7 separate regions of the Mus musculus genome follow, and regions 1, 2, 3, 5, 6 and 7 are each linked to region 4. Evidence: chromatin loops called from intact Hi-C (ENCODE). Cell type or tissue: left cerebral cortex. All regions are shown on one strand. Region 1 holds the start of Rbfox2 (RNA binding protein, fox-1 homolog (C. elegans) 2). Region 2 holds the start of Gm24753 (a small nuclear RNA gene). Region 3 overlaps Rbfox2 (RNA binding protein, fox-1 homolog (C. elegans) 2). Region 4 overlaps Gm3787 (predicted gene 3787). Region 5 overlaps Rbfox2 (RNA binding protein, fox-1 homolog (C. elegans) 2). Region 6 has its middle 4.2 kb from the start of Gm35933. Region 7 overlaps Gm35933 (a long non-coding RNA gene).

What was found. Hi-C counts contacts between places; a loop is a spot of excess contacts. Peaks named below come from ENCODE experiments on the same cell type or tissue, not always from the same donor. Only the 100,000 strongest peaks of a DNase experiment are listed, where the experiment ranks them.
Region 1: it touches region 4 in a loop (3-fold over the local background); 2 of 42 quality-filtered maps call a loop at or near these places.
Region 2: a loop joins it to region 4, with 6 times the contacts of the local background. A loop is called at or near these places in 7 of 42 quality-filtered maps.
Region 3: it touches region 4 in a loop (6-fold over the local background); 4 of 42 quality-filtered maps call a loop at or near these places.
Region 5: a loop joins it to region 4, with 4 times the contacts of the local background. A loop is called at or near these places in 5 of 42 quality-filtered maps.
Region 6: it touches region 4 in a loop (2.4-fold over the local background); 18 of 42 quality-filtered maps call a loop at or near these places.
Region 7: it touches region 4 in a loop (4-fold over the local background); 9 of 42 quality-filtered maps call a loop at or near these places.

Annotation. Positions count from the first base shown.
Region 1 is chr15:77,303,882-77,307,881 of GRCm38, forward strand. It overlaps Rbfox2 (RNA binding protein, fox-1 homolog (C. elegans) 2), which reads right to left and starts at 3,172. Exons shown (of 14, transcript NM_053104.6): 1 at 2,483-3,172. The coding sequence starts at 2,662. In left cerebral cortex, no CTCF peak of the experiment used is centred here; DNase peaks (open chromatin) are centred at 2,069, 2,805 and 3,136; H3K4me3 peaks cover 2,838 bases; H3K27ac peaks cover 1,999 bases.
Region 2 is chr15:77,067,140-77,071,139 of GRCm38, forward strand. It overlaps Gm24753 (a small nuclear RNA gene), which reads left to right and starts at 652; the gene lies at 652-758. In left cerebral cortex, a CTCF peak has its summit at 1,661; DNase peaks (open chromatin) are centred at 1,374 and 2,046; H3K27ac peaks cover 2,047 bases.
Region 3 is chr15:77,242,692-77,246,691 of GRCm38, forward strand. The region is part of intron 1 of Rbfox2 (RNA binding protein, fox-1 homolog (C. elegans) 2); the gene reads right to left. Among named protein-coding and RNA genes, the nearest start is that of Rbfox2, 62 kb to the right of the region's middle. In left cerebral cortex, no CTCF peak of the experiment used is centred here; DNase peaks (open chromatin) are centred at 1,760, 2,094, 2,929, 3,487 and 1 more place; H3K4me3 peaks cover 2,995 bases; H3K27ac peaks cover 2,962 bases.
Region 4 is chr15:77,366,327-77,370,326 of GRCm38, forward strand. Gm3787 (predicted gene 3787) reads right to left here. Exons shown (of 3, transcript NR_168297.1): 2 at 3,846-4,000; 3 at 3,167-3,284. Among named protein-coding and RNA genes, the nearest start is that of Gm41353, 7.8 kb to the right of the region's middle. In left cerebral cortex, CTCF peaks have their summits at 1,102 (motif pointing left), 1,311 and 2,031 (motif pointing left); DNase peaks (open chromatin) are centred at 540, 726, 1,011, 1,349 and 1 more place; H3K4me3 peaks cover 746 bases; H3K27ac peaks cover 2,452 bases.
Region 5 is chr15:77,266,418-77,270,417 of GRCm38, forward strand. All of the region lies in intron 1 of Rbfox2 (RNA binding protein, fox-1 homolog (C. elegans) 2), which reads right to left. Among named protein-coding and RNA genes, the nearest start is that of Rbfox2, 39 kb to the right of the region's middle. In left cerebral cortex, no CTCF peak of the experiment used is centred here; DNase peaks (open chromatin) are centred at 2,056 and 3,290; H3K27ac peaks cover 2,951 bases.
Region 6 is chr15:76,981,402-76,985,401 of GRCm38, forward strand. No RefSeq gene overlaps it. Among named protein-coding and RNA genes, the nearest start is that of Gm35933, 4.2 kb to the right of the region's middle. In left cerebral cortex, a CTCF peak has its summit at 1,523 (motif pointing right); a DNase peak (open chromatin) is centred at 1,529.
Region 7 is chr15:76,996,892-77,000,891 of GRCm38, forward strand. Gm35933 (a long non-coding RNA gene) reads left to right here. Exons shown (of 3, transcript XR_384211.4): 3 at 1-99. Among named protein-coding and RNA genes, the nearest start is that of Gm35933, 11 kb to the left of the region's middle. In left cerebral cortex, a CTCF peak has its summit at 2,221; a DNase peak (open chromatin) is centred at 2,189.

The DNA of each region.
Region 1 (4,000 bases), 62 kb before region 4:
TTCCCCGCTTAATTTTCTCCCATGCTACCAAAGACTGCTGACTTGTCTCTGTCCATAGAATAATATCCAATAAAAGTAGGGTTTCTTTACATATCCCGTAGGGTTAAAACAGTGTGTAAACACCACCAGAAGCAGAAGCAGAGCTCTCAGAGTTCAAAGCTACCCTGGTCTGCATAACAAGCTCTAAGACAGCCAGAACTAAACAGAGAGATTCTGTCTCAAAAGCAAACAAACAAAAAGCAGTAGCCTAAGATTGTCACAGCTGCTTGATAAATGTCACTTAAATAAGTTTTAAACACCCTCAGGTTTTTTGTTTTAACTTTTCATTCATTTGTCTCCATGCCCAGGTCACACACAAAGGGAACTTGGCTTACATTTCTAAGAAAGCAACCTAAGAATTGTTTTATACAAATACTTTTCTAAATAAGAAAACAGAGGTCTCCAAATATGGGTTTTCTCCAGGACAATACACTTAGGGCTTGAAAACAGAGGGCTAAGTCAATGATATTAATACCTGTGTGACATGGAGTGAGAAACCTACAGTAATGAGCTGGGCATGGATCTCAGAACTCTACTGGGAAGGTAGAAACAGGGAGATCAGGAGTCCAAGAGTTCAAGGTAATCCTCAGCTACTACAGGGAGTTCAGACCAACCTGGACTACAAATAAGACCATGTCTCAAACAACAACAACAAAAAGTACAATCCTAAGAATGTACAAAGGGAAATGTAAAGACTATCCACAAATATACAGAGTAAAATAATTCTCCGTGGGATAGTTCTAAGTTATCCAATTGCACCCAAAGGACCTAATTCTGTCCTTCCTCTGCACATCCCAAGGTCCCTTCGCGCTATTCCATTTCCAAGTATCACTATCCTTAGCCAATGTGAAGGCAGTCAGCAAATAATAGGCCCCAGGCAAAAGAAAGGGAAAGCAATGAGAACACACTATTAACTAAGATTGACATAGGGGAAAAAAGACCAGATGTGTGCACACTCCAAGTGAACACACTCACCAGCATCTCTATCCAGTGGTCCCTCTTTACCATCCAGTGCTAAACCACTAAGTCTTCCCATTCTTCTATGGCTTTCAGATTGACCTAATGATCCCTCTGCCTGGCAGACTTCTTCTAAGGGAAATAAAAGCCAGCAAACAAAAGGATTCAAAAATAAACGCCCAGGAAATCCCTTGTGCCCAAATCAACAGAGGTAACAGGGTGGCTTCTGCAAAGGAGACAAGAGGCACACAGCATACATGCCAGCTCCTTCCCTGCCACAGGAAGTCAAGGCAGAGCACGGAAAGTCTCCTAGTACTGCAGAGATTTCCAAGAGTGGTGTAATGGAGAGAGCACAGAAATAGAAATCAGAACCAGCTAACTGGGTGGCTTTAGGCAAGTCACTAGTTTTCTCTGGACTTCTAACTCCCTATCAATAAAAATGAGGCAGTTAAAATACGCTGAAACTTGAACACACCCTCCCCCCCCCCAAAAAAAAAGATACAAAGTATTGACTCAATGCACATTAAGCCATTCTGCATAACTCTTCCGAGTACATTAGACTGAGAACTCCTGGTGGAAAAGATGATGGCGTTTCTGGTCCCTTCCATCTCTAACATTCTACGATTCTAAAAGAATTAGAAAGCATCCCGTTGCTGCTGTGAGCCTCTCCATTTCGTAGCCAATATTTTCTAAACAGAGAGCAAATCCTAAAGCCCTTAAGGATGCATTACCTTCTTCAAACTAAGTACTAACCGCCTGTATCAATATCTTTGTCATTTCCCACCCTCAACAATCAAGCTAACACTGGAGGCCACAACTCAGAAACCAGTCTCCTAACAGCCCTATAAATTTTCTTTTCTACCTCAGGATACTAAGGAGTTTACTCCGCATCCTACGAACGTAGGATGCAATGGGTAAAGCACAGGCGGGATCTGCCTGGTGTCTCTCTCCAGACTTAATAACATGCTGCACAAAACTGAGACAGAGCATCACACTACCAAACTCCGCGGACTTCTCAAGACTGCTCGAGTAACTGATTGAACCCACAAGCTAAGCCACATCCCCTTTCGGGCTCGCTCTCTCTCCAGGAGTTGGCTGGCTTTTCAGTCTGTTCTCCACATGCCGTTCCCCCTTTCCTCATCCCAGTGTAAACCAAAAGGCGCCCTTCTTCTCCGGAGCTTTCCCACCACCAGCTTCCCTCGCTCTCAGCTCGGCCCAACAGCTCTCCTCTGGACAAATCGACCCAAGAACCCTCAACTTCTCAACAAACTGAGCACAGGCTTAAGAAATGGACTGCATCCCGATCCTGTTCAATCCCAACTCCAAAAGGAAAAAAAAAAAAATCCCACTCCCTCGCGCTGCCTCCGGGGCCCCTCCAGCCCCTGCACCCGGCCCCAAGCCCACTCTCCAGCCAGGCCCACCCGGCGCCCGGAGGCCCGAGCCCGCCGCGGCCCTCCGTAACCGGGCGCCCGTCCCGCGCGGTCACCTGCATCCCGCCGTCGGCCGCCTCCTCTGTGCGTGGCCGCTTGCTCAGGCCGGGCTCGGGTCCGTCTGCCCCCGCTCCGGGCACCGGCAACTCCACCTCCGACTCCCGCTTCATGCCCCGGGCGGCAGCGCCGGGCCCGAGCTGAGGCGGCTGCTGCTGCGCCTGGCCGCCTTCCGCCATCCGCCCGCGCCCCCTTCGCCACCGGGAGCCGGGCGACCCGCGACAGGCCACCTCCCCCTGGGCCTCGGTGCCGACAGTCGCGACAGGCGGGCGCGCGCCGGCCCCGCCCCCCGCGTGCGTGTGTGCGTGCGCGTCGGTCCGGAGCCCGGCTTCGGCTTCGGCTTCACTACCGCTCCGACTCAGGTTATGGCTCCGGCTTCGGCTTCGGCCCCGGCTCCGGCTTCTGCTCCGGCTTCGCGCCGGCCGCTCGCTCGCTCTCTCACTCGCACGCGCGTGCGCCGATCCCTCGGTCCCTTGGTCCTTCAGTCCCGCGCTCCCTCACCACTCGCCAGCCGTGCGGGGAAGGGGACGGCCTGGGCTCCCAGCTTGGGGAGGGCTGTTTATTTGGGAGGAGGAGGAGCGCGAGGCCGCAGCGAGCTGACTGGTCGGGATCCTCCGTCCCGCCACTGTGGCAGCGCCGGGAAGGCGGGGAGAGAGAAAGGAGAGAAGGAGGGAGGAACCTGGATGTGTGGGACTCGGGCCGCCCGCGCGAGAGGAGGCTGTAGTGAGGGGGCGTGGCTACGCCCCTCGGCAATCTCCGTCGCCTCCGCGCGGGCCGCCCGCGGGAGGCCGGGAAGGACTCGGAAAAGCTCGGGAAGCTCGGGGATGCTCTGGGAAGCATGGAGAGAGAAGGGGCCGCCTCTTTTAAGGCGGTGGCCGGGGGGCGGAGCTTGAAGGGCAGGAGTTCGGGGGAGCAACTTGGACTAGTTGCACTAGTGAGAAGTGATGACCTGATCTCTCTCATCTGGCTTCCTGGGATTTAGGGAAGCAGAGGGGCGCTCTGCGAGAGGAAGGTCCCTTTGCCTCCTTCCTCTCCAGCCCAAGACCTGGGAAGTCCAGGAGTGATGGCTCCCATATAAACTTTTCTGAGAAATGGTGCTATGAAGCGAATAATTGCATCTCTAATGATGTCAATATTTCTGATGTTGCCAGGCATGGCGGTGGTGCACACCTTTAGTCCTAGGAAGTAGGAAGCAAAGACAGGAGTATCTCTGAGTTCGAAGCCAACCTGGTCTATCTGCATAGTGAGTTCCAGGATAGCCCTACACAGAAAAACTGTCTCTAATAATAGTAATAAATAACGCCTGGTGTTTTTTTAAGAGCTTTACGTTTACATAGGGCATTTACGGAACCATTTTGAGCCTGACAGTAGAAAACATGGTTTTAATCCAATGGATGGACCTGAATTTGTTCAAGTCCTGAAGCAGAAATATGTGGCCAGTCAAGATGGCAATCTCTTGGTTTTACTCCTTGCTGCCTGAATAGCCCTTCCTAGCTTATCAGCTTTGTGCAGTTAGG
Region 2 (4,000 bases), 300 kb before region 4:
GAGAATTTGACTTGCAGCCGATCCCAAGCTATACCCAAGTAGGAGGAAGGACCCCATTGGTAGTTATGCCTAGCTTCTTTCTAGCAACAGTTAGTTAGTCAAAGATTAACCTGATTGTTTCAGATGTACTCTCGGACCTTTTGCTTTTATATACAGTCTTGCTTCAGAGCGCCCACCTGTCTTGCAATAGTCATTCAATCAGATGCTTGCCAAGATAGACACCACCTCATTTGCTCCATTTCCTATAAAGCCGTGTCCCAATCAGCGTTCTGGGCTGCATCACTAAATATCCTGTGGGTCAGTGGTGAATCAGCCCAAACTTGAGTTTGTAATAGAGAATCTAATGTGATCACATCAGAAACGGCTCCTTGGTGGTCTTTTGGGTTTCATTAATGCTTCCTGGCAGAACAATGGGATTCCTGGGATGGGAGAAGAGGTCCCCACTGAACAGTTCCCTGGGGTTGGGGGAAAACATCTCTCTGAACCGATCCCTGGGGTTTCCAGGAGACCACTAGTCTTTGTCTTAGAAAAGGAAAGGCAGAAGGAAGGAAGGAAGGAAGGAAGGAAGGAAGGAAGGAAGGAAGGAAGGAAGGAAGGAAGGAAAAAAGCAGGAAGTCAGCCATTTTAAGTGTTGAAGTGAAAACAGCATGAGTGCTCGCTTCGGCAGCACATATACTAAAATTGGAACGATACAGAGAAGATTAGCATGGCCCCTGCGCAAGGATGACACGCAAATTCGTGAAGCGTTCCATATTTTTTGAAATTGTATCCAATAGCAACACACTCGCAGAAGCATGTCAGTGTCATATTCTCCCTGGGTGTGGGTTACATGGGTTCACTTTCTGTAAGCTAATAGTTTAACCAGGTACCTTTGTATAGTGTTAGGACTAACAAACCTAAAGAGCAAAAACCGTCATTGTAAAAAGATGTCAATAAAGCAGTTTTGTTATCAAGTCAAAAAAAAAAAAAAAAAGAAAGAAAACAGCATGAATCTATCAAGGTCTCTTTTGTCTGTCTGTCTGTCTGTCTGTCTGTCTGTCTACCAGGGACCAGTCTGAGTCCTAGTCCCTCACTTTCTCTCTTTATTTATGCTTGCAGTCTGGAGACACACTTTACCTTGGAGAGTTACCCTTCTTGAAATCTGAAGTAACCCATATCTCCTCCTGGCTCCTCCAAGTCGGAGCAGACCCCTCTGCCTTCCATACATTGTTTCCAAAGGCGATTGTAGCTGGGCAGACAGTCCTGCCTTCCTACATTGTTTCTAATGGTGATTGTGGCTGGGCAGACAGCTCTGCCTTCCTACATTGTTTCTAATAGTGTTTCTGTCATTTTCCTGGCAGCTTTGAGGCAGAACAGCACCGGCTGCTGTGTGTTAAGTAAGCAAGGATGCTTCTAAACAGAGCCAGGCTTTGTAAGGCTGGTTATCATTGGTGGTGTGGTCAGGAACCCAGAAATGCCTGCATTGTTCCCTGGTCCTTCCACCCTTCCTCACCATGATTCCTGTACTAGCCCAGGAGACACAGGGACATGGGAACAGCCTGGCTTGTCTTCTGCCATAGGCAGAACTTACAGGCATTACGGACTTGATTGTGTGGCTGAGGTCCCACAGGCCTTCCTATCCTCTAACCCCAGGACTGTGCTGCCCTCTGGCTGGTGGCCTGGAGGTGGACTAGAAAGCGGCTGAGCTGTGTTTTTCTGCTTCCTCATGAGAAAACAAAGAAGAGGGGAGTATGTCAAGTGTGCTTCACCCTGGAGCCAGAGCCTGGCCACTACAGAACACCCTGTAGGTGTCTAGGATCTAACCTCTTCAGAGGAGCAGTGCACCTGGTTTGGGAGACAGAGCTAAGCAGAGCAAGAGGGTGGATCTCACTTCTCTCCAGACCAGGCAATGTTCTAAGCATTTCCTGTAGATGAACATAAGGAGGAGGAGGAGGAGGAGGAGGAGGAGGAGGAGGAGGAGGAGGAGGAGGAGGAGGGTGGTGAAGGATTAAGGAATCTGGTGATATGAGGCTCTTGGCTGGGTACCAGCACAGAGGAAATTTAAATGCAATGAGTCATGAAGCCGCTATGGAGATGATGCAAGGCAACAATGTCTGTGTGTCACCTCTAACACTGAGCTATCTCATGTCCCAGAATGCTGATGGCACCCAGGGAAAACCCTACGTGTTCCTGCTGCCATGCCTTCGCCCAACCATCAAGGACAAGTGCTGGAATTAAAGGTGTGCACCACCACTACTGGCAACTGGACAGTAACTAAGATACTCTCCCACCACAGGCCCCTTTATTCTTTATGCTCTTTTACACTTTACCCAACTGTTCAATAAGCTGATACCCAGCCACAACCTAGATTTGCACTAAGACTATCAATGCTATTAGGCAACTCATTCTATATTTATTGGCATCTTAAATATTTTAATTAATTGTTATATGTGCATATATATTATATATATACTATATAGTATGTATGTATTTATATATGTATGTATGTATGTATGTATGTATGTATAAAATATATAGCCAGAACTGGGTTCAATGAAAGACTCTGTCTCAAAAAAAGGTGGAACAGGCCACCCCATCATATGGCTCTGGCTTTGGACACCACTATAATGAAGTCACTAAACTGGAAGCCATCAAAGAGAACTCTTTAAAAGTGTGATAAGGATGCTGAAGTTAGCCCTCCATGATGATGGTTTCTGCTGGGAACTTGGGAGGAGAACATCTCAGTTGTTTTAAAGGGCGGGCTACTAAGAGTTTAACCATGCTCCATTGAATTTAAAGATAAAAAACTTTGGGTTTTCTTTTTTTCTCTTCTCCTTTTTTCAAAAATAATTTGGGGGTTGGGGCAGACATGGAAGGACTGGGAAAAGAGTGTGATCAGGTTGTATGATATCAAATTCCCAAAGAATCAAGAAAAATATTACATTAAAAAAAAGGTATAAAGTAACAGTGGAAATTGACCTCTGACTTTCACATGTACACACATGAACTAGCATACCCACACCACATATATACATATGCATACCAAGCATACACACAGACATATGCACACACACACACACACACACAGATTTAAGATGACGATGACAACAACAGACCCAAATAAGAAACATATCTTACTTTTTTGTTGCTGTGATAAAACACCATGACCAAGGTAACTTCTAGAAGGAAGAGTTTATTTGGGGCTGACGGTTCCAGAGGAATAAACGTCCATCACTCTTATGGTGGGGATCATGACAGCAGGGAAGAACATGGTGCTGAGCCAGCTCACATCTCCATCCACAAGCAGGAAGCACAGAGAGAACCAATTCAAAATGGAGTGAATTTTAAAACCTAAGCCCATCTCCAGGGACATACTTCCTCCAGCAAGGCCACACCTCCTAACCCTCTCCCAAAACCACCAACAGGGCACCAAGTATTCAAATGCCTGAGACATATGGACGTTGCTTATGCCAAGTGTTTGACCCCCAACAAGAAAAGTAACTTTGTAGCACTCTCTCGGGCCTCTGTTTGCAAAAAGAGTTGAGCAAAAAGGAGAGAAAAGTCTCACTCTTGTGAGAACCTCAGCAGGAAACAGATTGAAGCCAGCACCATAATCACGGCTCAGGCCCTGGCCTACCGTTGATGGAGCCCTCATCCTCTCTTACTGTCCAGTTCCACCTCCTGGCCTTTCTTCTCCCTTCTCAACCCAGAAGAGAGATCTCACGCTGTGATCCAGAGCCCTGGGCTCACTTGTGGATACAAGGCCACAGTGCTTGCCTTGTGGGATGGGACTGAACCACGCATCAGATCCCGGAAACTGCACTGGGCTAAATAGGCAGAACCCCACTGCTGTGCTACCCACCCACTGACCTGATACCCTACCTGCCCCCGACCTCTGGCTGGTTCCTCTCTCCTGCTCCAGTAAACCCACAGTGCCGGGGGGATGCTGGACCCTACTTGAACTGGAGTCGGTGGGTTACTTCCAACCTGTGCACCTCGTGTTCTTGGGAGAGGCGGAGAT
Region 3 (4,000 bases), 120 kb before region 4:
AGCTCCTGCAGCTCCTTCTCGTACAGCCCTTCTTGGGAAGAATAAATACTTGATGGAAGGTATTTTGAAGGGAAAATCTATTTGTAGTTTTCTGTGTATATAATTAAAACACTTGAGATAGCTAAGGGGCAGGTTAAGTAGCAAGGAACCTAAAGAGATGAGATATTGAGACTCAAGAAGGGGCCCTTCTGAGAAACAGGACTCCTAAACATATCTACCAATAAAAGGCTGAAGAAGAGATGAAAGGGAAAGGCCATAACTTTTACATACAGCATAAGGTGCGATACAGTTCATGTATGTTAGGTCATAATTAGGTATCATGTCCACTATCAAATGAGGACACTGAATCTCAGAAAGATTAACTGAGCCAACAAACAGCTACTTATGGTTGAACCACAGCCACAACTGTAAATGTTCTATCACATGTTAAACACGGCCTTAGTGCAGAAGAGCCTTGTTCTCTACACACTGGCAAGAACAGGATGTTCTGGATACTGGCTTAGCAAACTGATTCTCTTCTGGCAGTGGAGAAAACCAGTTATTACCAATGGTACCTCTTACACTTTAATGTAAAGACAGGTCAGGCTCTGGAAATCAGATCTGAGCTGAGTGTCACCTGCAACTATTATATCTCCTAGGTGATAAAGCTTAGGTCCCTGGTCCTAAATAATTTACTCTTAGTGGTTCTCAATACTACATGATAATTGGGCAAGCATTTAAAAACTATTGAGTTCTGGGCCCCTTGCTAGTGGGCCCCCTGTTATGTAGAAAAGGTCCCAGATTGATTCTAATACCAAACTGGGACCACCAGGCTATACTATCCCAGGTAACATCTTCCTCAAAGTTCTTCAAGAAATACCTTTCTTGTTTGGTGTATGAGTTTGCCGTGTGTGAATGCATATATGTAGTAGATACAAGTTAGCTAGTGCATGTGGAAGACTGAAGCTGATGGAGTTGTCTTCCTCAATCTCTACATGTTTTTTAAAGCAGGGTCTCTTGCTGAACCCAGAGTTCACAAACTGTGGCCAGTGAAGACAGCCAGCTTGCTGTGGGGATCTTTTCTCAGCCTCCTATGCTGGGAACACAGGCAGCCACAGTTGCTTTTACATGGTGCTAAGGGTCCAATTCCAGTACTCACCTGCACAGCCAACACTTTTATCTTTTATCTGAGAAGCTATCTTCTCAGTTCTTATTTGGTCTTAATATTTTTCAAGCAACATTTTATTTGTTTAGTTAGTTGGGGGAGGGGAGGCATGCCACAGCATGCATATGGAGGTCAGAGGACAGATTGTGGAAGTCAGTCTGCTCCTCCCACCGCGTAGGTTACAGAGATCAAACTCTGGTCATCGGGCTTGACAGCCTTACCACTGATCCATCTCACTGACCCATTTTGGTTTATGATATAAGACCTCTGAATGTAGCCCAAACTGTCCTTGAACTCATAACTTTCCTGCCTTAGCTTCCCCTGTGCTTCCATTCTATGAATGTCCTTTCATACCAGCATATGCATTCTTATTAATGATCAGTCAGAAAGCACAGAGAACAGAGTGTGGAAATGCTTTCCATATTGGCTTGCTTAATCCTCTAGTTGCACTTTGAAGCTGGCTCTTACACCACAGCTTAGTTATATATGAGGAAAACAGTGCCGCAAGAAACAGTCACTTGTCCAAGGTCAGCTAGAGTCAGGGTCAGACTTGAGCCAATCTGTTCCCAGCATCTCCAGGTTCTCATACAAACCACCAAACCCTGCAATGGCCAGTGGCACATTTGAACAAATAAACCCAAGTGGGTCACCTCAGAGATGTCACCCAGAGAAAGCTAATGCTCTTATTCTCACATGCTACCATCATTTAGAACATCACCGCTGAACTACAGCATACAGCAGTTCTTGTTCAGAAAACAAAAATGCCTTCAGAACCAACACGTACTTGAAATAGCTTTAACTGGGATAAAAGCTAGTTTTAGGTAAGCATGGATTCGATTTTAATACAATGAGATCACAAAGAGCCAATTCTGACTACGTTGTGGGGTGGGCAGGTAGGGGGGGTGGAAAATCCAGAGTTAGATATGGAAAATGTTTTCCTCCTCACTGATCTCTGAAGCTGACTCAAACCAGAGTTCTTTATGTCTTGCGCAATGCTCCATCATCGCCAGAGCCTAGGTGACTGTTTGAAGGACAGCCTTCATCCAGGTGCACAGATTCAGTTACATTTCTTCCTTTTAAAAATCACCCTTTTAATCACATGTAGACAAATACATTTGTCCTTGACTAGCAATATAAACATGCAAGTGCTCACAACCGTCTTGAAGCATAGTTTTCCTCTCCATTGAAAGCAATGCTTTGATTCATAATTTTTAATTCAGAATTTATTTACCCTCATGCATAGAAAAATAAGTGCCATAATCAGGCATTAACGAATCATTTACTTGCATGTAACACCATAAAAGGAATTGTGCAATGGTAACTAACAACATATCTAAAATACCCTCACATACAAGGGATAAAGGCATACACAAATACTATAGGGATTTAGCTATAAAAAGATACTACATTTTTATATCTGATGAGCTCCTTTGTGGAAGAAATAGGTCCTTTTTCAACAAAGAAAATAGTCTGCTAATTCGGAAATGATTTACACAATTTTTCCTCAAAATCAGACATTAATGCAGCTCAGCACAATTCCAGACAACCAACCTCTCCGCTTCAACTGGACTCCTCACACCTTACTGAGGCCACTGCTCCCCTCTTCAAACTCCCACTCCACCCCCACCCCACACACACCCAACGCCCCACCAACCTCGCAGGGGTTCCTGGGCTGGTCCATGGAATCTGATGACATCACTCTCTCTTCCTTCCTGGAATTCTAAACCCTGCTGCTCTCCCCTTGCACACAGCTACCATCTCCATGGCAACCTCACCTCCTCCTGCTTCCCTATTGGCTTCATGGAGCAGGATACACAAAAAGGTTTTCCGTTCTGCCCCCACTGCCTGCCGCAAAAATGATGCTTTCAACAGGAACCTGAGCTAAATTTAGCTACTTGCGATTCTAGTCTTATGACTAAGAAACCATAGAAATATACTCATTCCTATATTCCATCCCTCCTAAACCACACCCCAAAGTGTTTGTTTCTTCTTCTCTCCGACCCCTAACTCAAACACAAGCAGCAGTAAGTGCCGAGTCTTAAAATCAACTGAATCGCCTGCCCCAGAAACAGGACTAGAACAGAGAACATTCCCCATTCACCTCCCCATCAGGAAAGGGAAAAAAAACACATGCAAAACATGCTTGGGGCATTCCATGTGGGAACATCAGCCTCTGCTACCTCCTTCTACCCTGATCCAAGGAGAGAAAACCCATGCTTATAGTATCTGTCCTCTGATGGAACTTTCTCCATCACAGGAGGAAGGAGTGGATAGGTGAGGTAGAAAGTCCATTCACTACAAACTCTGCATCCAAGTGCTTGCCTCATGGACTGACCTACTATGGAAACTGGAGCAGTTCCCACACCTGTCATCACATAGGGACGCTCTCAGAACTGCTGACAAAAGGAGTAAGAAGGAGCAGGTCCCTGAGCCAGAGGACAGAGCAATGAGTGCAGTAGCACGAGGATCAGCAAAGTGCCTGCAGAAATAACGTCCAAAACTACCACAGAAGACCATGCACTTACAGAATACCACTTTACAACCATAGACATGCATAAAATACAATCTATAGTCTCTCGAACCCTTCAAAGCTCTCCACTTCTGGAGACGCCTACATGTCAGAGTGAGCTGGTCTGTGCCTAAGGCTCACTGGAGCTGATCCTTCCTTCAGCCACGTTCTAACTCTAAAGTGACACCCACTCGCCTCCCTAAACAACAGGTAAATATAAACCAAGGCTTTGCTTCTCAACCCAGCTGTCCACTTCCCGCCTAGGAAGAAATTCTTTAAGAAAGAACCTACTTGATTGATTCGGTAGTTACTGTATCCTGCATGATTCTGAAACACAAAGCATAAGC
Region 4 (4,000 bases):
TGCACCCCTCCTGTGTCTTGGGCTTCTTGTGGCAATCAACAGGCACAGAGGATGAAGTGAGCTCAGATTGACCAGTGTTAGGAAACTTCATCTGGGACTGTCTGTAATCCCACTACTGTGGAGGTTGAAGCAGGAGGATTATGAACTCAAGACTAGTCTGGGCTACAGAATGAGTTCAAGACCAGCTTGGGCAATTTAGTCCGTCTTAAAATAGAGATGGGCATGGGCATGGGGAATGGTGGGGGGGAGAGAGAGAGAGAGAGAGGGAGGGAGGGAGAGAGAGAGAGAGAGAGAGAGAGAGAGAGAGAGAGAGAGAGAAAGACTGAAGACAGTTTAGTGAATTCCTGTCTCCAGCCCAGTGCAGAAACCCTTTGGTGTTTGATCCTGCCGCAGACACTGGCCTTGGAGCTTGGGGAGGCTCTCCCTGTGTCTCCCGGTAGCAGTATCGTTGGCTCCAAGAAGCCATGTGGTAACCAGTTTAAACATTCGGCCAGCTCCTCCTCCACCCGCCTTCTGCCAGATGCTAATGGAAAACTGAACCAGGCATCTAGGGGTGGGGGTGGGGTGGAAGCCGGGAGGAATTGGGAAGAACGAGCCAAGAAGCTTGAAGTCCTTGACACAGAAGAGGAAGGCTTTGACTGATGTGTGAGAGCGTTAGGAGGAGGCCACAGCTCCAGAGCTCAGACGCCTTGCCTGGACAGTGAATGCAGCCACCCAGCTGGCCCAGAGGCGGGCAGTTCCCGTCCTGTGGGAGGACGTGACAAAGTCAGTACCAGAGGGAGCAATGTCGGATTTCTCAACTAGTACACTGGAATGAGGAGGAAGCCCTCCGAAAGGCTCAGGTTTATGCCTGCCTGCTCAACTCATCTTTCTAATACGTCTACTGCGTCTCCTAGCCATGGGCCATGGCTCTAAGACCCCTTACGGGTAACCGAATCTCTCCCTAGCAAACAAGAAAACCAACAAGGAAATCCTCAGAGGGAGAAGGCTGTGGAGCGAAGGCCCGGAGGGAGGCTCAGCCCTGCCGCGCAGATTCCTGGTCCCTCTGGGGACCGGCTTCATCCAAAGCATCTTTTAAAAAGTGTGTGGGCGCCCTCGTGTGGACGTTCTGTTAATACTACAAGCTTGCTTTCTAGCTCTTTTTTTGTTTTTGTTTTTGTTTTTGTTTTTGTTTTTTTGTTTTTTTTTTGAGACAGGGCTTTTCTGTGTGGCGCTGGCTGTCCTGGAACTCAACTCGAGACCAGGCTGGCCTCGAACTCAGAAATTCCCCTGCCTCTGCCTCCCTCAGCCTCCCAAGTGCTGGGATCAAAGGCGTGCGCCACCACCGCCCGGCCTCTAGTTCATTTTATTCCAGCTCAAAACTGTGATTTCCAAGCTTGGTAAGCAGAACCTTTCCGGGGGGTGGGGCCTAGCTGGCAGAGGCAAGTCACCTGGGTGGACCTTTGGAGGCAGAAGTGCCATTGGCACTAGGCAAGTGTGTGGTGCACAGATATATATCTAGGCAAAACACCCATGCATATAAAATGAAATTAAGTAGAAAAGCCAGGCATGATGATGCATGCCTACAATCCTGCACTCAGGAGGCAGAGGCAGAAGCAGAGGCAGGCAGAGCTCTGTGGGTTCGAGGCCAGCCTGGTCTACATAGTGCGTTCCAGGACAGCCAGGGGTGTTAGACAGAAACCCTGTCTCAAACCAAACCAAACCAAACCAACCAACCAACCAACCAAACAAACAAAAAACAAAAAAAAGAAGAAATTAAAAATTTTTTCAATAGGGAGGGATATCTGAGGGAATTTGTTGAATTCCACCCAAATCTGAACAAAAAAAAAATCTAAGGGCTCTTTGGATGTGTAGCCTTTGCTAGAGGAAATACTACTCAAGGAACATATGGGCCTAGGCTCTTTTCGTGCAGCCAGACGACTAAGACTGGAAAGGAAACCAGTGCTCCTCCCACTAACCAGGAGGAAAAAAAATGCAGACTAGAAAGGCCAGAGACGCCAGAGAAGCACTGTTGGAGCGCCCCCGTGTGGACACGACGTGCGTGAGCGGCATCCAAGGTTGATCAACAAGGGAAGGGCATACTGTGGTTGTGGCTGGCCTCAGCTGACAGTGTTTGCTCCGGCAGCCGTGGCTCTGACTGCTGAGAACGGGCCCTGCAGCTGGCAACCAAAGGCAGGCCATCTCCCCGTGACTCCAAAAGCCACACAGACTTTGTATGAATTGGAAAGGGAATGGGGAGAAAATGAGATGGAGCAAGAACGAGGAAGAAAAACGGCAAGAGGAAGAAGCAGGCAAAGAAGAAACGAAGGGGGTGGGGGTTGGGAAGAGGAGAAAATGCCTTGAGGGAGTTGGTTCCTAGGGACTTCTGCCACTTCTGTTCTTGCCTGGGCAAAGAATAAATGAATAAGCAGGAACCCCGCTGAATAGGATGAGGGCAGGTCCACTTAAGGGTCAGGAATCAGATAGCAGGGATCAGGGATCAGGACCGGAGAAGGACTATGAAGGGAGCTTGGACAAGGATGCTTGTGGTCTGTCTATCTTGGTCCCGCTACAGCTGACCTTTGCCCACACCTGAGCACAGGCCCTCCAAGCAAAGTCAATCCTCTGCTTAGCGACAGGTAAAGAACGCACCTGTGTTCACTCCAGCCAGACGTGCGTGAACACCACCCTCTGTCCCAGCGGGGCCTGAGGTGACAGAATCTGAAAGAAATGCCTGGGTGGAGGGGCAGCGACTGTACAGGAAGAACAGGAAGGACTTGCTGCCCGACACCCCACAGGAACTCATGTGCCCAGGGGAGCCAGTCAAAGGCAGCATAGGCTCAGTGAGCCAGTGCAGGGGTCCAGGTTGGTTGCAGCCATCTTGAGTCACAACCGGCAGGGGCATCTGTGAGAAATCTTTCCCTGCATGGCTCCCCTGTCCTTAGAGTGACATGTGGACCTTTAAAACAAGACCCTAGTGCTGTCAGAGTTAGAGACGCGGCCCGTATCCTTGGTGTCAGCTGAGGCAAGCGGACACGTTTGTCACCATTTTCCTGCTTGGCATACAAAATCTTCCCCGTGACCCATGTGGCAGGCCTTCAGACCTCCTGCTTCCCTTGGCCACACAATGGCCATAGCTTCTGTATGAGTTATCTTTCTATTGCCAGGATAAAACACCATGACCAAGACCATTTATATGAGACTTTATTTGGGCTTGTGGATCCAGAGTTTGTCATGTCTGGGAAGCCTGGCAGCATGCAGCAGGCTTGGTGGCTGAAGTGGAAGCCGAGGGCTCACATCCTGAGCTACAAGTATGAAGGAAGCAAAGAGTGAACTAGAAGTTAAACGAGTCTTTACATTATTTTTTTTTAAAAGAACACTTTTAAAAATATTTATTTATTTATTTATTTATTTATTAACTATATGTAAGTACACTGTAGTTGTCTTCAGACACACCAGAATGAGCCACCATGTGGTTGCTGGGATTTGAACTCAGGACCTTTGGAAGAGCAGTCAGTGCTCTTAACCGCTGAGCAGTGCTCTTACATGCTGAGCCATCGCACCAGCCCCCCTCCCCCCTTTTTTTTTCTTTGCTACGAGGTGTGTTTTATCTTCATCAATCACACAAATAATTTTCTATAATATCCCAGGGCAAACCGGTGAAATTTGGCAGTCCAATTTGTGGAGGGGTCCCCTTCAGAGACCCGCGGGCCAGTGGCATTCAGCTCTGAGTGCCCGGGTTCACAGTACAGCTTGTGTCCATCTTGCAGGTGGCTCTTCCTCCACATCACGAGGGAGTCTTGGAGATGACGGGGCGGGGCGGGGCAATCTTCCTAGGCTTTTTAGGAGATTTCACTCGTCCTTACCTGTTCGATGGTCTCTTTGGTCGGCAGGGTGTTATTCTCCTGCGTCTCGGTTTTCTTCAGCTTGGCCTTATCGAAGCTGGCGATTTCCCGCATGTCTGCCTTGTCTGCCATTTTCTTACAACACGTGGATTCTCTTTCCGAGCTCGCGCTTGCGT
Region 5 (4,000 bases), 100 kb before region 4:
CCATGCAGGTGGGCCAATTCCATTCCATTCTCTTCCAGCCCACATAAGTTCAAAGGAACAGACAATCTGCTGCCAAGAACAAGAAGCAAAGAAAGCCTCTGTATTTCTGAACACAAAAGACGGAAAAGCAAAGGTTCTAAGTCTCCAGGCGAATGGGCTGCCATTTCCCACCCCCAGCCCCTCTCTGACATCTACCCTGCCCCTGGATGCCTTAGAAACCCCCTTCTCCATTTCCCCAGATACTTAGTTCTTCACTGCAGTGTGACCACACTGGCATCCCCACTCTAATAGACCTGCTGAGGACAGGGCTCTCCCCCTCCTGCACCCCAAGATCCTTACAAGCACATGGTGCTAAGGGCAACAGTACAAAATAAAGATGGGCTAGCTCAATACAAAATAAAGATGGGCTAGCTCAATACAAAAAGTGCTGAATAAACAGGAAAATGTGTTGTGGAAAAGAAAATGGTTGGTAGTAATCTGAGGTGCTAAGATACAGGACTATCAGCACAGAAACCATGCTAACTCGAGTCTACATGGAAAAATTGTTGTGGTGAGCATATTTATATAGGAAAATCAGCTCTTAACAGTCTTTAACAGAGAACTTTAGAATAAAAGATAAACTTAAGAGCATCACTTAGTTGAAAAAAAAAAACAAAAAAAAAACAAAAAAAAAACACTACTCATATTAACTGTTCTATTCTCAAGCACAAAGCAGAAGTATGCAGCCTACAAGATGACAGCCCTGCCATCCAGCTCCGGTCCCAGCAGCTCCTCAAGGGACCCCCTCACCCTCACCAACAGCACCTGGCCTGCGGTGCTACCTGCAAAAAGCTGTCCCTACTACTGCCAGTTCTGAACTCCAAGCCACCCTGGACAACCTTCCCTACTGACAACACTGGTCAAAATAAAACTCAGCATGTTGTATAGAGTACAGCAGGCAAAGCATCTCCAGGTCCTGAGGCTGCCTCTGTTTGCATCCTCAGCCACACTGCTGCTTAAGATGCTTTTCCTTCCAAACAAAAACACAGCAATTACTTTGGGGATGCACCGTCTTTGTCTTTACCAAATTTTAGGTAACGGCGTCAGAGCTAAAAGCAACCTCAGAAATAGCTTCCCCCAACCTCGAACAACAGACGGCAAACAGTTCACAGGAGTCAAAGACTATACACAGCAGTTACACTAAGTCAGAAATGACAAAACTGTGTCTGATTTGACCCAGCAGTGCTCAGCCTAACATGCACTGAGCCAGATGAGCACAAACAGTCATGGGAAAGCTGCAGCCAGGACCCACAACATTCTGCTTCAATATCCAGGCACACTGCTTCATCTCTGCTCCAGCCTTGAGTTTCCAGCCTGTCTTTCTTCTAATCACTCTAAAAACTATGTAATGTTAAGCTAGCTTAAAAAAATACCCCCTCTCCCATGAACTGGGGTGGGGGTGGCTTGGAATGAATCAGTGGAGAGGAAGGGGCTGAGGTAAATACAGTCCTCTTATGAAATCCTTTAAAAACAGCATTGAAATTTTAATTTTAAATTAAAACATCTCTCTTTGTCCATTCAAGTCCCTTCCAATAGTTCTCTTAAATTAACCAATCTTCTCTTCTGGAATTCCTCCTCAGAGTAACTAAGAAAACCATCCCGAAGCCTGAGCCTTCCCTTCCCCTTGTTTGGGGCCTCATAAGCTAATGGCACAATAAAACCCAGCCAAGTTTTGAAAATGCATATTCCTAAGCCCACGCAAACCGTCCTGGTTGTATTGGTCTGGTGAGGTATAGCTAGCCTAAGGCCTGGAGTTTTTAAGGTCCTAAGGAGGTTCTAATGCACAGCCAGCAAAGACAGAATCCCTTCCCTGACACCTCAGAAGCCCATCATTTGGTCATCACATACTCGTCACATCACTACTTGTTCTGCACGTGTACACTGCTAGACTACTGCACTAAGGCAGTGCAGCTCCAGACAGAAGGGAGGCCCACTGGACACACTGCCTTGCTGCACTCAGACAAGTCTGTCTGTAGAGTTCCAAAGCTCGGGGACAACAAACGGCCAGCATTTCACCAAACTAACAGAACACAGAAGGAGAAAGGGCTGCAAGGGAGGTTTTTTTACTCAAACATCTAGTTTTTCTTTTTCTTTTTTTTAAACCAAGAACCCAGATGGTCTTTCTGTATCAAAAATAGCTTCTTGTGGTACATGTACAAACCGAACCCCAACAAGGCACAAGAATACACCATGCATTTTCATGTGTTCTCCTGTGCATGCTAACTCCTCTCTGGAATAGCTTTACCTTGTCCCCAAACTATCTGTCTTTCAAAAACCCTTCAAACACTACCTTTAAGTGATTCATTCAACAACCACTAAGATTCTGCTACATGGAAGGTATGAACTGAAGTTTAAAACCGCACCCATATTGGTATAGAAACAGATACATTGATCAACAGAATTGAATCGAAGACCCAGAAATAACCCCACATACCTATGGACATTTGACTGTGCGGTGGTTGCGCACACCTTTAATCCCAGCACTTGGGAGGCAGAGGCAGCCGGATTTCTGAGTTCGAGGTCAGCCTGGTCTACAGAGTGAATTCTAGGACAGGCAGGGCTACACAGAGAAACCCTGTCTCAAAAAAAAAAAAAAAAAAAAAAAAAAAGCCAAAACCATACAATGGGGAGAAAAAAAGCATCTTCAACAAATGGTGCTGTTCTAACTGGATATCTGCATGCAGAAGATTGCAAATAGATTCATATTTATCACCTGCACAAAACTCAAGTCCAAGTGGATCAAAGACCTCAATGTAAAACCAGATACAGTAAATCTAATAGAGAAGAAAGTGGGGAAGAGCCTTGAACTCACTGGTACAGGAGACAACTTCCTGAACAGAACACTAGTGGCTCAGGCTCTCAGATCAACAATTGATACATGGGACCTCATGAAACTGAAAAGCTTCTATAAGGCAAAGGACAAAACAGATTGGGAAAGGATCTTCACCAACTACGTCTGACAGAGGGCTAATAGCCAACATTTATAAAGAACTCAAGAAGTTGAACACCAACAGCCTAAATTAAATAACCCAGTTAAAAATGAAGCACAGAGCTAAACAGAAAATTCTCAACCGAGAAATCTGGAATGGCCAAGAAGCACTTTAAAAGATGTTCAAATTCTTTAATCATCAGAAAAAAATGCAAATCAAAAAACTCAAGTGACAGCAGATGCTGGCAAGGATGTGGAGCAAGGGGAACACTCCTCCATTGCTGGTGGGAGTGCAAACTTACACAACCACTTTGGAAATCAATCTGGCTGTTTCTCAGAAAACTGGAACTAGTTCTACTTCAAGACTCAGCCACACCACTCCTGGGCATATACCCAAAAGATGCTCTACCATTCCACAAGGACACTTGCTCAACTATATTCATAGCAGCTTTATTTGTAATAGCCAGAAACTGGAAACAATCTAGATGTCCCTCAATTGAAGGACTGCCTGCCTGGATAAAGACAGGCAGACAGGCAGACAGACCTGGAACTTACTATGTATGTAGACCAGGCTGGCCTCGAGTTCACAGATCTAAATGTCTCTGTCCCCCAAGCACTGGGACTAAAGGAGTGCACCACCAGGCCTGGATCATCACTACTTTTTAATAAATTAAAATTTAAAATATGGAAGAGAAAGTAAAAAAGTCCTAATTGGTAGCAGTAATCACAACCCCAGCTTAAAGCCAAGAACAATGAAGCAGAGTTGGTCCTGTCACCTATGGGATTGTAGGCAAATCCTTTGTCTATGAGACAGACAGACCAAACTGGGCAGGAATCACACAGAGGTACCATGAAGTGCACAGATAGGGACTTCACAAAATCGAAGTTAAAGGTTGCTGTCTACGCTGCTACAGACTGTCCCACATAAGAATGGGAACCACTCTGGGTGGAGAAGACAAGAAGTGCAATTTCACCAGGCATGGAGCTACACACACACCTTTGATCTCAGCATTCAGTGGGTGAAGACAAGAG
Region 6 (4,000 bases), 380 kb before region 4:
ACAACAAGAAAACTGTTACTTTCTAGAATGGTACACTGTAAGGGTGTAAGGTCGCCAATCTTCCTATGGACTGTATTCACAAAAAGAGCCTCAACCAGAAATTGTTAAAGGTGATTAAGCTTTAATGTGTTGAGAGCTCTACTTGGAGTCATACGAATGTAGATAAGTACAGGGGAAAGGCTTTATTTAGCCTCCTGTATATGTTTTCGAGGTATAGCCTAAAGCAAGAAATTAAAAAAAAAATCAAGGGTTAGCTCTGATATACTTAATAGATAATGCTCCTAATATGGCATTTTAAGATGTTTGAACTTGGGCTGGAGAGATGGCTCAGCAGTTAAGAGCACTGACTGCTCTTCCAGAGATCCTGAGTTCAATTCCCAGCAACCATATGGTGGCTCACAACCAACTGTAATGAGATCTGATGCCCTCTTCTGGTGTGTCTGAAGATGTATGTCTACAATGCACTCATATAAATAAAGTAAATCTTAAAAAATAAAACAAAATAAATAAACTTACCTTTAAAAAAAGATGTTTAAACTTACTATGACAGATGGAGAGATACCCCAGATCTCCAAGAGGATAATGGGACAAGACAATGGCTCCACCTGGATTGTGGTAACTGGACTCTGGTAATGCTAGCCTCTGGGTGAGACTTCCCCAATGCTTTGCCCGCCTTCAGGGCCCAGTCCAAACTGTGGGCAAGCAGGACACTGGAGAGTTGATTGCCCCACTTTGCTTTCCCATGTTTATCCTCTACAGAAAAGCCCCTCATCTTCTGATCCTGGGGGGCTGAAGACAACGCTGTCCTGGCACCTCTGCCCCCAATGCCATGGAGAACACAGGAGCCTGGGATGAGTGTCTAGGTATCCGAGAATATCGACTGGTCTCTGCCATTTAGTTGATCCGTAGGTCATGTGGATTATGCTTCCAGCTATAATTTATCCTGTTCAGGTCTCTGATGGTGTTGATGGCTAGGCTGCCTGTAGCTTTGTCAGCTTGGCAGCAGTAGGCAACTGGCTCCTCTCCCCAAGACTGCAGCCACCCTGTTAGTTCATATAGAGCTACTGGGTCTCTTGTTAAGAAAAGGCGGGCAGGTTTGCCTTACTAACAGACTTTCATATCAAGGAATACGTAGGTTCCAGGTGTAAGTTTCCACTAAAAGGAAATGCCTTGAGTGACTGCTCTCAGTGATCGCCACTCATGTCTCTGATATATGACCAGATGGAAAGAGTGTTAAAAGTCTACACAAGTTATAACAGTGTAAAAATAATGTTTAAAAAGAGATTTATTGGGCTGGAGAGATGGCTTAGCTGTTAGGAGCACTAACTGCTCTTTTAGAGGTCCTGAGTTCAATTCCCAGCAACCACATGGTGGCTCACAACCATCTGTGATGGGATCTTATGCACTCTTCTAGTGTGTGTCGAAGACAGCTGCAGAGAACTCATATAAATAAAAATAAATAAAAATAGATATATTATTTATTATGTACATGGTGTCCTGAGTATATGCCTGAATGCCAGAAGAGGGCACCAGACCTCTTTATTAGATGGCTGAGAGCCACCACGTGGTTGGTTTCTATGTGTGCACACACTCTCTCTCTCTCTCTTCCCCCTACCCCCTCTATCTCCCTGGGCTTCATGACTTCCCTGGCATCCTTTCTTGGGACCAGTAAACTCACCCAAGAGTGGCTTCCCGATAAACCTGACTTTTTATACTCTAATCTGGTTTAAACTGGCTCATTTCACTAGTGGAGAAATAACTTATCATGCCAATTGGGGCACCAGGAAAGTGAGTGTGGTGGTTTGAATATGCTTGGCCCATAGGAAGTGCCTCTGTTAGGAGGTGTGGTCTTGTTGGAATAGGTGTGGCTTTGTTGGAGGAAACGTGTCACTGTGCAGATGGGCTCTGAGGTCGCCTATGCTCAAACTCTGGCCAGGGCAGGAAAACCTCCTCCTGACTGCCTTCAGATCAAGATGTAGAACTCCTGACTCCTCCAGCACCAAGTCTGCCTGCATGCTGCCATGCTTCCCACCATGATGATAATGGACTGAACCTCTGAAACTGTAAGCCAGCCCCTATTCAATGTTTTCCTTTATAAGGGTTGTCCTGGTCATGGTGTCTCTTCACAGCAATGGAAACCCAAACTAAGACAGTGGGCTCAGGCTTATCAACAGGATGATTTATTAACTGAAATAGTTCTACAATATGGCAGGGCACCTTGGCCTGGCTTATACAGAACAAAGAGGCACTATATGGCTTTTGGAGAAAATTGTTATTTCTATACAAATGATATGGGGTTGTAATCTGGTATACTCAAAGGAATATTACAAAAAGAGGACCTGAGAGGAAATAATTGATAAATAATAGTTTTCTAGGCTCCTCCCAGACAGTAACTCTGATGTCAGCGATTACAAGGCCTTTGGCCCTTCTGCTTCTGCTAATTCTGTTGGCTTTTACATCACCGATGCCTCAAATGGATGATAATTCCTGCCTGGGTACCATGAGGCTGATGGCTATTAGATCCCAATATAAACAAGTACCCATTACAGAGTCAAGGACTTGACCCAGGATATAACTCAAGATGGGGAACGTAAGACCCAAAAGTTAACCTATAAAACCCTTCTTTCCAAGAACCAGGCAACTTCCTGAAATGCTGAGAGCTGTTGTTTTTGGAAAATAAGAAAGCCATATGGTAAAATATGGTGGCAGTATGGTTTTTGTCCTTAAAAGCCCCTACAACATGTATCTCATGGCCACTTGCTGAAATTCCAGAGAGTGGTCCTGACCGAAGTCCATCCTGGATGGTATTTAATTAAAGCTTGCTTCAAATTTGACTCAAAATTGTGGAATTGTTTTTTTTTTTTCCTCTTGCAAATTTCTGGATTAACACTTCCCTATTGAGTAAGATCCTGACCTGAAAGATAATTCAGCTTCTCTTAAATCCCTTAAGAATTTGTGTGATATTTTAGAAGCTCAAAAAAAAATTATGTTGTAAAGACCCTTGGCCAGCACTAGGTCTGATGGCATTGCGACCTTGTGACTTTAAAAATCCTGCCCTCCTTTGTCTGGATGCCAAGAGTCGTTCCCAGGCATGAGCCTACTCTTGGTCAGCTGAGGACTCACCACACTCTTCACTCATCAACAAAGTGTGGCGTGTAACCTTCTTGAGTGGGTTATCTCAGCCTCATTATAACATTGCCTGGAAGCTAGACTACCTGGAACTCACAGAGATGTCTGCCTCTGTCTACCCAGCGCTCAGACTAAAGGTATGTGCCGCCACCCCCAGCTTCATCAAAGGCTCATCAGGAACAAAATTCAGTCTCTGGACTCTTTCTTCTTTCTTTTTTCTTGTTTGGATGTTGTGGATTTGTCTGTTGATTTATTTCAAATGTAACCCAAGACTAAAATAAATGTTGGCTACAGTACTCACTTTGGAAAAACACAAGGAACATGAAGCATTGGTTTGAATGCACTTCCTTAAGAGGGCTCTGTGATCCTGTTCCCAGACTGAAAACACACGGTCCAGACTAAGTGGCCTTGCTATACACATTTCAGAAGGAAACATTAAAACAGACAAAAAGAAATCCCTAAGCGTTATGGTTATCTGACCACAAAAGCAGTTAGCACGGGACACAGATCACAGTGAACAAATAGGGTCTCCCCATACACTACTGCTACACCCAACACCAGGCCAACAAGACACCCTGAACACAGAGCAGCTGTCCCACGGAGACATACTTAGGGTGAGGAGCACCTAGTTGGCCAACTGTGACCATTTCTGTTCTTGTTGCTAGAAGTCAGAGTTGAGGAACCCATGTCACCCTCTCAAGAGATCTGGAGTCCCAAAGACACTCCTGTCCCCACCTTATGTTTTTTAAGACTCACTTTATTTTTATTTATTTTTTTTAAAAAAAGATTTATTTATTTTATTTATACGAGTACACTGTGGCTGTCTTCAGATACACCAGAAGAGGGCCATGTGGTTGCTGGGAATTGAACT
Region 7 (4,000 bases), 370 kb before region 4:
AAATATTAACTTGCTGACCTGTATGGAAAATCTCCAAGCTTTCTGTAACCACAATAAAAAGCCTGCACCGCCTAGACTTGGGGCTCTCACTCTGACCCTCTGTGACAGGGACAGTGAAACACCTTGCTTGGGACCTTGTAATAAAAGACCCTGTGTGTTTGCATTTGAACTGGCTCCTCGGTGGTCTTTGGGGGTCCCTGCAACTTGGACATAACAGTGAAACGCAGAGCAAAGTCTTTCTGTCTGGCTTTCTTTTAGCAAAGCCTTTGCTATGTTTGGGTCGATCAATAGAGGCTGAGACGTTGCTTTGAGACTGTTTGAACCTTGAAGCAATGCTGTCTTTCTAGAGAATCTGCCCTTGGAGCTATGTGAGAACATGCAGCTGTACTGACCTTGGTACAAAGTCACTCCTGGCAAACCCAGAGTTCTTTCTTTTGATTATGGCTAGCCCTATTCAAAAGGGACCGAGATTTGTGTGAATTGTTATAGGGGCCCAGTAATCGCCTCCCAAGCCACACTAACACCCATCTCAGTCAGGCAGGGATAGTTTATTGAGAATGTGCCCCAGGGCTGGTTGATCAGATTCATGGTCCAGATTCGGGAATTGAACCATGACCCCAAGTTAAGGTCCTACAGGGCTTTTTAAAGCGTGAGATCTACAAACATCTGTGTCAAGTTGTCCCACCAATCAGGATTTAGGGATAAGGATTTCCTTAGGAACAAGTCTTTGTTGTATATTTATCCTGCTCCCATTGGTTGGGGTATTCAACTGTGGCAGGGGGCTTGCCTTGTCTAACATTCATGCCTTGCTAACCAGGATGTCAGTTATCCACATACATGTCTCTTTCTGCCAAGTAGGATGTCTGTTCCCAGGGAGGTCTTGGGAACTTAAACTTTACGTGACCGTGACTCAAAATGGACGCCTTATTCCACATAGTCTCTTATATCGGTGCAGGTGTCTCTCTTATGTTAAGGTCTACCCCAGGGGCAGCTTCTACCGTAAAAACGTATACACAAGTGCAGGAATTGCTGCTGGGTGGTTGACTGGGGTCAAGCCTATTGTGGGTACAAGCAGTTCCACTGACTTCCATCCTGATTGGTTTTCAAGGACACAGAACATAACAGAACATGTAATCAACTTGGCATTAGAAACTTCCCTAGTAACAGCAGAAAAATATGAGAACATTTCCTTATAATGGTAGGCTAGCCATGTAACAGTTACCTGGGCCTTAACATTTTACCTAGGCCTTAACATTCTATCTAGGGCCTTAATAATTTACCTAGGCCTTAATAGTTGTCTGCTCACACTGGAAGCAAGGGCAAGATAACTTTGGCAGCTGGAATCTTTCCCAGCCCCAATTAACCTTGTATAATGTTTGAATAAAATAACCGGAGTGAGCTACTTGGGTGTCAGTCTTTCCCAAGAAGGCTGAACTCCTCTGCTCCTTTGGAAACGAAGTCTTAGCATTTTGGTGAGCTTCTCTCTCTACTGCAGCACCTATGACCAACATCAATCAATATGCTCACTATTGCAATATCAGCACTGGATCTGAACCAGTAGGCTCAGCAGGTATGTGTTGGAATTGGGATGGAATGAATCCAAATGCATGGTATGGAAAAGATCCTGGCCTCTGCCTCTCAAGCCCCAAGAGACCCTTCCATATAGTTAGTTCCTCATGTTGTGCCGACCCTCAGCCATAAAATTATTTCATTGTTACTTCATAACTAAATCTGTTACTGTTATGAATCATCATGTGAAGACCTGATATGCAGAATATCAGATATGCTTACCCCACCCCACCCCAAAGGGGTCGTGACCCACAGGTTGAGAGCCAGTGCCCTGGAGTCTCCTAATGGATGCTGCCGGCCGGCCGGCTTAGGGATTCCCGCAGGCTCTTTTCCATTGTAGGGGGAAAGGAGCTGAAAGTCTTCAGAGTCAGTGGCACTGGGGACTTTACATACATACTCCTGTCACCTTCACGGTCCCAGGAGGTCAGAACAATTGTCCCCTTTGAGAGTGGAAAAGCAGTTTGTGACCGGGGGACATGAGGTGCCTCTGTTTTCCCAGTGTGCTCAAAGCCACTGTAAGCTGGGGCTGCAGCCGCCGGGAGCTGGCTGCCAGGAGGGAGGGTTGCCAGACAGCCAAGAGTAGCTCCTGCCCTCCCCGACTCCCCGCCCATGCCACCCTCGGGCATCCCTTGTGCCCTAAGGGAGCAGAGACTGTGGGGGCGCTGTGCAGGGAAGCTTGGTTGCTTCTCCCCGTGGCGGGCTGGGATGAGGAATCGGGATCGTGCGGTGATGCACAACTATCCCTGAAGATCTCTGGAGGCTCAGGAGCCCTCAGACTGGGAGTGCCACACAGAAGCCCCTGGGGTTTGAAATATCAAGGGAGCTCAGTGACCAGATAGGACAGGAATAAAATCTAGACCACTGTGTGCCAGAGCGGGGCATGGGAACAAGTAAGGTCCGGGCCCCTGTGAGAACCAATCGCTGCTGCCCGCCTCAGGACACTTGGATACAGTCCAGTCTCTCCTGGCCGATTGGCCGCAGGCCAGTTCTTTACCTCTCTGAGCCTTACTTATTCCCCCCTCCCCTTGATGTGACTGGCTGTCCTTTGATCTGAGAGACGGCCATCTTGGGCCGTTCAGCTGTGTCTCCTTGCCTGAGATTATTCCGGGCAGGCTTGCTGATAGTTTAGACCCTCGACCCCCACCTTCGGACTCACAGCTTCCAACTGCTCCTCCCTACTGACGGACAACTCTATGTGGGGCCTTGGGGAAGGGTTAGAGTATGTAAAAAGAAATAGAGTATGATCCCTGGGGTTACATGCGTGTGGGGGAAGACTCGAGTGGAGCCACGTGGGAAAACCTCATCCCTGCTAGGTAACGCTTTTCAGGTGCAGTGCTTGTGGGAGGAGTATTATATACAGGTAAGGAATTCCCTTACCTAGGCTCAGGAAAGATGCCCAATTAAGTCTTCGGTTCCTTGGAATGAACTTGGTGGAATTGTGCCTTGGTTTGTCGTTGGGACCTTAGGAGAAAGGGTAGATGTTGCTTAAGTCTTCCCAGGGGAAGGAATTTTAGCAACACCTATTTTAACAGATTGTTTTGGTTGAGGATGAGTAGAAAGAGTGTTCCAGCACTAGCATCATGTCTGTATTTGGCCCTCCACGCAACCCTGTGTCCGGCTGAGAAACTGTGGCTATGAGAGCTTAGGTCTCCTGAGCAAGGTCATACGGCTTTCAAAGTCATAGAACCAGGATTTAACCCAGACAGTAGAGCTCCCAAATCCCTGAGCCCAATTGTGCTGAGTACATTCATGTGCTACTTAGTTTGTAATGCATGGCCCATTAAATAGATGGGAAAACTGAGGGACATACCAGAGCACATAGCAGGCAGGTAATAGACACAGCTCTTGCTCTGCAGGGCTACACCTCTTTGCTGGATGTCTTATGTCCTTGCATCCAAAGCAAGAAGTGGGGTGACCACCCATGACCTACAATTCCTAGTCAGTAGATCTGCTGAGCAACTGCAAGCCTGGGAAGGGTAGAAGGGTGAAGGGTGGATGGGTTTGTAGATGGGTTAACCAATGGTTAGATGGATGGGTGGGAAGGCAGACAGATGGATGAATAGGTGGGTGGTTGTGAGTAGACTGGCAACAGACAGATGTAGATGGATGAAAGAGAGAGCAGATAGGAATAATGGCGGAGGATTAGATTAGTGTGTAGCTGGGTGGACATGGGTGGAGGGTCTATGGGGGAGAAGGATGTATGGATCAAAAGGCAGATAGAGGGATGGACAGATAGAAGGCTAGGTGGTGCTGGGTGGGGATGCAACTGAAGTTGCAAGTTGACAATGACAATGTGATGGTTTGAATAGGAATGGCCCCTATAGACTCATGCGTTTGAATGCTTAGTTCACAGGGAGTGTTACTATTTGGAGGTGTAGCCTTGTTGGAAGAAGTGTCACTGTGGGGATAGACTTTGAGGTCTCATTTGCTC